Linked DNA regions of Homo sapiens: region 2 is linked to region 1. Evidence: chromatin contacts called from ENCODE Hi-C or POLR2A ChIA-PET data. All regions are on one chromosome and are shown on one strand. Each heading gives the region's core, a stretch centred on a gene start or an enhancer-like site at or near the end of the contact. The rest is flanking DNA. Distances are from core to core; before and after follow the strand shown.

Region 1 (2,908 bases), core at 403-2,902:
GCCCTTGACTGGCGAAAGTGTCCAGGGCAGGGGACTAAGATTTTCTTCCGGAAGCTCCCTAGGAAGCTCTTCATGTAATTCTTATTTCCTCCTGCTCAGTCCTCTACAGAGAAGGGCAGAAGATCAAAGCCAGTTTGGTTTGCTCAAGGACAGGTGGTTCTTACTCTCTAGCAACACAGTCCCAGGGCCCTAAGCCTTCTGGTCAACCACTCTTCATTATTTTTGCCACTTTCTCCGGAAAAGTTGGGTTTCTTTGCATCCTTTTTGAAATATGTTACAGAGACATGAGCGCAACCCATGCCCTTGGACAGAGGTGTCCTGTCAAGAAGGCCCCATCTCTGGGTCTAGGCCCTGTGTGCCACTGAGGTCCCTGTAAAGCCCTTCTTTCCCAGCCCATCTGTCTGGGGTCACTTCTGGCCCCAAGCTCTTTTCTTCCAATATTTGTACCTAACAAGCCTTTTTTTTCTTGCATTTGTACTGTTTGAATTTCATCAAGCATATAATTGTGTTTGTTCCAATGGTAAAAATAATATTTTACTATTTACCTACTTTTTTCAAAGGGCATAGGTTCTCTAAATACTAAGTGGTAGGCAGTGTGCTGAGGGCTGGGGCTGCCAAGGTGAGTCAGAGAAACCCCTGAGTGTGCTGTGCTACCTGCCCGGTGCAGGAAACAGATATCCGAACAGACGATGGGAAAGAAGTGGGTTCTGTGAAGGTGAACAAATGTCCAGGAGGGACATGGGAGGCTGCCTCCAGGGCTGATCTAAACAGACCCCCACGCCTACCCCAGGTTTTCTGGGGGTTTTACTGCTGCTGCCGCTGATGTGAAAGGCGGTCCGTGATGTTGGTGCTCTCCCTTCCCCTCTCTTCCATCCTTCCCAGAACTCTGTGCCTTGGGCCAGGCAAGCTCAACCTTAAAGAGCGGAGGAAGAGGTGAGAAAGAATGAATGAATATTGGCCGGGTGCGGTGGCTCACGCCTGTAATCCCAGCACTTTGGGAGACCGAGGCTGGTGGGCCACCTGAGGTCAGGAGTTGGAGACCAGCCTGGCCAACATGGTGAAGCCCGTCTCTACTAAGAATACAAAAATTAGCCAGACATGATGGCACAGCCTGTAATCCCAGCTACTCAGGATTCTGAAGCAGGAGAATCGCTTGAACCCGGGAGGGAGGTGGAGGTTGCAGTGAGCCAAGATCGTGCCACTGCACTTCAGCCTGGGCAACAGAGCGAGACTGTCTGAAAAAAAAGAAAAAGAAAAAGAAAAAAAAGAATGAATGAATCTACTTCTTCTTCTGTTAAGACAAAAAGGCCCCTAATATTTTTCCAGAGGAAGAGATAGAAGAGGTAATAGCAGCTGAGAGCACCTAGAAAAAAACAGCACTTCCCAGCTGTAGCTCTCTCCAGTGAAAACGCTGAACTCAGAACAAGCATTGTGAAGTCGCAGGCGAGAGAGGCCAGCTCAGGAGGGCCCCCTGACCGCCCCAACAGACCCCACTCACAATCTCTGCTGCACATCTGCCCATGGAACAATGGCACTCCGAGCTCCTGCTCCAGATCCTCATCTTCAGCTAACAAATCAGAAAGATGAACGTCCACGGGCAACGCAGAAAACATCATAGAGATCCCTACCCAGGTTTGTCCTCTTGCTCAAAGAAAGAAGGTCGTGCATTCAGGACAAGTAACGACTTGCTGTAGCTTATCTCCTTCAATCCCAAATAGTTCTCATAGTTGGCTGAGAGAGGAGAGACCAGCCGCCTGTAATACCATCTATGATGCCTGCTCCCTTCTCTCCCTTCCAACATTTCTCCTTGACAACCCCACACCAAGAATAAACAGACGGGAAGGCAAAGATGAGCTACAAAGTTTTGAGCAACAAAGCAGGTCAAGTGGGGAATGAATACTCCCCAGCAAAACACAGAGGATCCGATTCAAGAGTTCATTGTGAATATAAGCACATAGGTTAAGCCTGCATACACCGAAAATAAAAATAACCATGCCTGATTTCAAGACTGAGACAGAAGAAAAAAATTACTCAGATAGATACGGTGGTCATCTTCACAGCCTTTTGAGCTAGCCAATATTCACTTCAATTGCCTGAGGTTTGCAGTAACTCGCTTTGGGTTCTAAAAGACACAGTGGGCTCACTGTCCCCCTTTGGGTGTCCCTCTCTGCACAGATAAACCAGCGGCACGCGGAGGGCATGAGATAGAAGCCTGTCCACAAGGGAGGAATTATCTTTTACAGGCAATCTGGGAGCACCATTGAAAAATGCTCTTCTGTGATGAAATTATGAATGCTTTCACATCAAACAAAAATGTATTGTCTAAACCCTGGGTGAATATTGGATGTCATTTTTTTTTCTGCTCAGCATTTTGATATAACTATGCAATAATCTCCAAGTAATTTCATGTTTACATACACCAGGTGACACACGGCATATGTGAAATTATGGCACTTAGGAATATTAAAGGCATCTAATGCATAATGAAAACCGTATATTGAAGAATAATTTTTCTTCTACAGTTTTATAAGCAGTTGACAAAAAGCTGACAGGAGAAATTCTTCCAATAATGGAAGTACTCTCAGGTTTAATTCTCTTATAACAATTCTATTATGCATAAAGTAAGACGGAAGAAGTCATTGGCTTATGATCTAAAGGAAAGCATAATCGCAAAACTATTGCAATCAATGCTGTTGAAAATAATTCTGCAGATAAAAATTTAATAATTTTATATGAAGATACACTGAATTACAATTTTAGGTCAAGTTGATCTTTCAAAGACAGACTGACTACCTTTTTGAACAAAAAAGACTATGCCACGTGGTATAGTTTATGTCTACCCTTTGTCTAAGGAAGCAAAATACATTTGAACAATTATTTAATTGAATCTACTTAACATCATTGATTA
Region 2 (2,824 bases), core at 39-2,538, 49 kb before region 1:
TCCGGAACTACGCACCCATTTAAACCAATAGACTTAGTGATGCCACACACCAGACTAGCAGATGTGCAGCTGAAAATGCCTTCTAAGTTCATTCTGAATTTCACCGTTTTACAAATTCTCTTAAGTTTCAAAGATGACAATGCTGGCTTAGGTCATTTCTTGTTCTGCAGTGCGATGATTATTTTTCCTGTGCCATGGTGAGTTGAGGTTGACTCTGGCTATGAGAATGCCTGCCGGCCAGGTTTCTGATGGAATAAATTATTATTGAATAATGAACAATAATAAGAATATTACTTACTGTCTGCGTAGTACTTACAGGAAGCAGTGATGTCTATACTGCCAGATGGCTCTCTGGCTGGAGACACTTCTATCTTCCAGGAAGGTGAGCTGCTGGAGGCCGCCAGCTGAATCTCTCCCCAGGAATTGCTCTCACCCCAAGGAGTCATCTTTTCCAAGGTATATGCCCCTCCCTGGGGTGCACCAAATCTCATGGCTGTTCCCAGCGAGGTCTCAAGGCCTAGGCACCTTGCCTCAAATGTGTACGGGCTCCCAGCTCCAGAGCACCCGAATGACCAGCACAGGTCTCACTTGCAGCTGCACCACAGCTAGGCATCCGCCCTGCCCATCGGGCCCCTCCCTCCCTTAGGTAAGTTACTCTTGAGGGTACCCACCAGGATATCTGCTTCCCAGAACCTGCTTCCTGGGAGCCCGCCCTACGCACCTACTCTGTGCTGGGAATTGCTGGCCACTCTGCATATGTTCTTTCTTCTATGTCAGTAATCTCATGAGGTAGATATCATTATACCCATTTGAGAGGTGAGAATAATGAGAGTTCAAAGCCATAGAAAACTAACACCAGGTAAGGGTCTGAAAGGGGCAATGCTAATCCACCAAGGGCACTCTCTTCCCACCACAGCATACCCCCGCTCGGCCTCTGGGGTCTCCTTTGGAGTCTTGCCAAAATTTATCCAACATGAAAACCAACTAGGATCCGCAGAGAATTTTTGGATTAAAAAACAAATTTTACCGACTTAAAGAAAGATTCACCAGTAGCCTCAGAGGTGCAAATCCTGGCGAAAGAGTAGCTCTAGCCCTTTCCCCTGAGATTTATCTGATCCCCTGTGACATCTCCTGTAGAGTGACTAGGCTTCTCTGCAGGATGTGACACCCACAAAGTGAGGGTTTTAAAGCTCTGTAGTGTGGTGGGTTCCCCACAGCACAGGTGCCGGAGCTCTGCCCTGGAAGGGAAATGAGCCTTGGGTGAATCTGAATGGGTGTCTTAGGTATGTGGCCTTCTTGCCAAGCCCCTTAAACTTTGCATTTCTGTTCCTAGCAGAGACAGTAACACTCTCTACTCCTTGGTGCTGCTGCAGGGGTGAAGTGAAATAACTGTTAATCTTTCATGAAACGTGTTCAACACATGCTATTTGTAATCATCGATTCAAATGTATAAGGAAGAGCCATGGCCATTCTTATTTGCATCATAAACAAAAATTAGAGTGTTGAATTAAGCTGTGGCAATTCTTAGAAATGTCCTCAAAATTTTAGCTCAATCAGAAAGCTGTGAGAAGGCAGAAGTCCCTCCTGCCGTGGTCACAGTAAGGTTCCATTTAAGCCTGCAGCAGGAGCTGAAATCAGAAAACTCTTCCAAAGCAAGAAAGTGCACTTGAAGAGTAGAAACTAACTTGATTTGTGTGCCCCAGCAGAAGCAAAATAATAGCTGATGCTTGATGGCCCTGGGGGTTGAAGTCATCTTTGGTTCTGAAGAATTCTCAGTGACAGGCCACTAGCACACGTATGCACAGGCGTGCAGGATGGAAACTCACTAGTCAGGGGTGGGTGGAGAAGCTGCAAGGAAGAAGACAGGCTGTTTGTCTCTTCTTGGTTCCTGGTTCGTGATCCTTGTACGGCATCAGGGGTGTTCGCAGATCCTTTTTGTGAGGTAGAAGGAGAGAACTGAGAAAATCCCCTCCTGGGAATAATTTTAAGTAACTACAATTATTTTTAAACATTTAGAAGCTAATGTTTAGTTTAATGACCAAAATAATGAAAATACTACAAAAAAGGCCATTGTGTGATTTCATTTTTAAAAATTCTGTCTCCAGAGAAAATATTTGCTTAGCTACAGATGCCAAAGATGTCCTCTCAGGAGTAGTTTAACTGTGCAGTAGAACATTATTAAGGAAAGCATAAATCTAGCGTTGCGTGAAAATAAAAACTGCAATGATTAAATTGAAGGCTACTTTTTAAAAAATGGAGACCAGATGCAACCAGGCAAAGTGCCATCTGTGAAGGCTTTGTGGCTTCAAGGCCACAAAAATAAAATGTGGCACAAAAGGATGCACTAGAAGTTCCAACCATTATCATGGAAACATTCTGCAGAATTCCAGATGGCCTTAGGTTCCCACCAGCTGTGTCTGGGAGGAGATGATTCCTGTGTGCATTGAGGACATCCCTGACAATGGATGCAGGTCAGGACAGGAGCCTGGTGCCCAGGGAGGGGCTGAATACCTCACACTTCCCCACCAGCTCTACTCTGCATTAAGGAAATGAAGCTACCTCTCTAGGGGGAAGAGAAGTAATAATAAACATTCCTCTCGAGATCACACACCTCCGCCTGCACGGGGACAGCCACAGCGCACGCCTGGTTCAGCTTCTGTCTTCCCTCAGCTGAGGCGCTGGGACTTTGGCTGTTTCTATTTGCATCCTGAATAGCATCAACACAGTAAAATGCACGTTTTGGTATTGTCTTCTCCTCCTCCTTTTCTTTTTCCTTTTCTAGGAGCATTGTGTCTATCGTTGGCTGTGTGGGGGTTTTTTGAGG

The links. A loop is a pair of places that touch in the nucleus more often than their neighbours do. ChIA-PET counts read pairs that join two places held with the same protein, here RNA polymerase II (POLR2A).
Region 2: POLR2A ChIA-PET joins it to region 1 with 16 read pairs in activated CD4-positive, alpha-beta T cell. The contact joins the enhancer-like site here to the promoter of LINC02660 in region 1. A Hi-C loop is called at or near these places in 1 of 168 maps with a recorded cell type or tissue (Calu3). POLR2A ChIA-PET finds 5 or more read pairs at or near these places in 4 of 52 experiments (RWPE1, activated CD4-positive, alpha-beta T cell, activated T-cell and 1 more).

The regions. Positions count from the first base shown.
Region 1 is chr10:3,910,767-3,913,674 of GRCh38, reverse strand. It overlaps LINC02660 (long intergenic non-protein coding RNA 2660), which reads right to left and starts at 1,652. Exons shown (of 3, transcript NR_183984.1): 1 at 1,629-1,652.
Region 2 is chr10:3,959,680-3,962,503 of GRCh38, reverse strand. No RefSeq gene overlaps it. Among named protein-coding and RNA genes, the nearest start is that of MIR6078, 30 kb to the left of the region's middle. RefSeq lists an enhancer at 2,606-2,824. Within about 2 kb of position 1,288, at least 3 of the 41 ENCODE cell types and tissues checked have a DNase peak (open chromatin) inside an H3K27ac peak, as active enhancers do.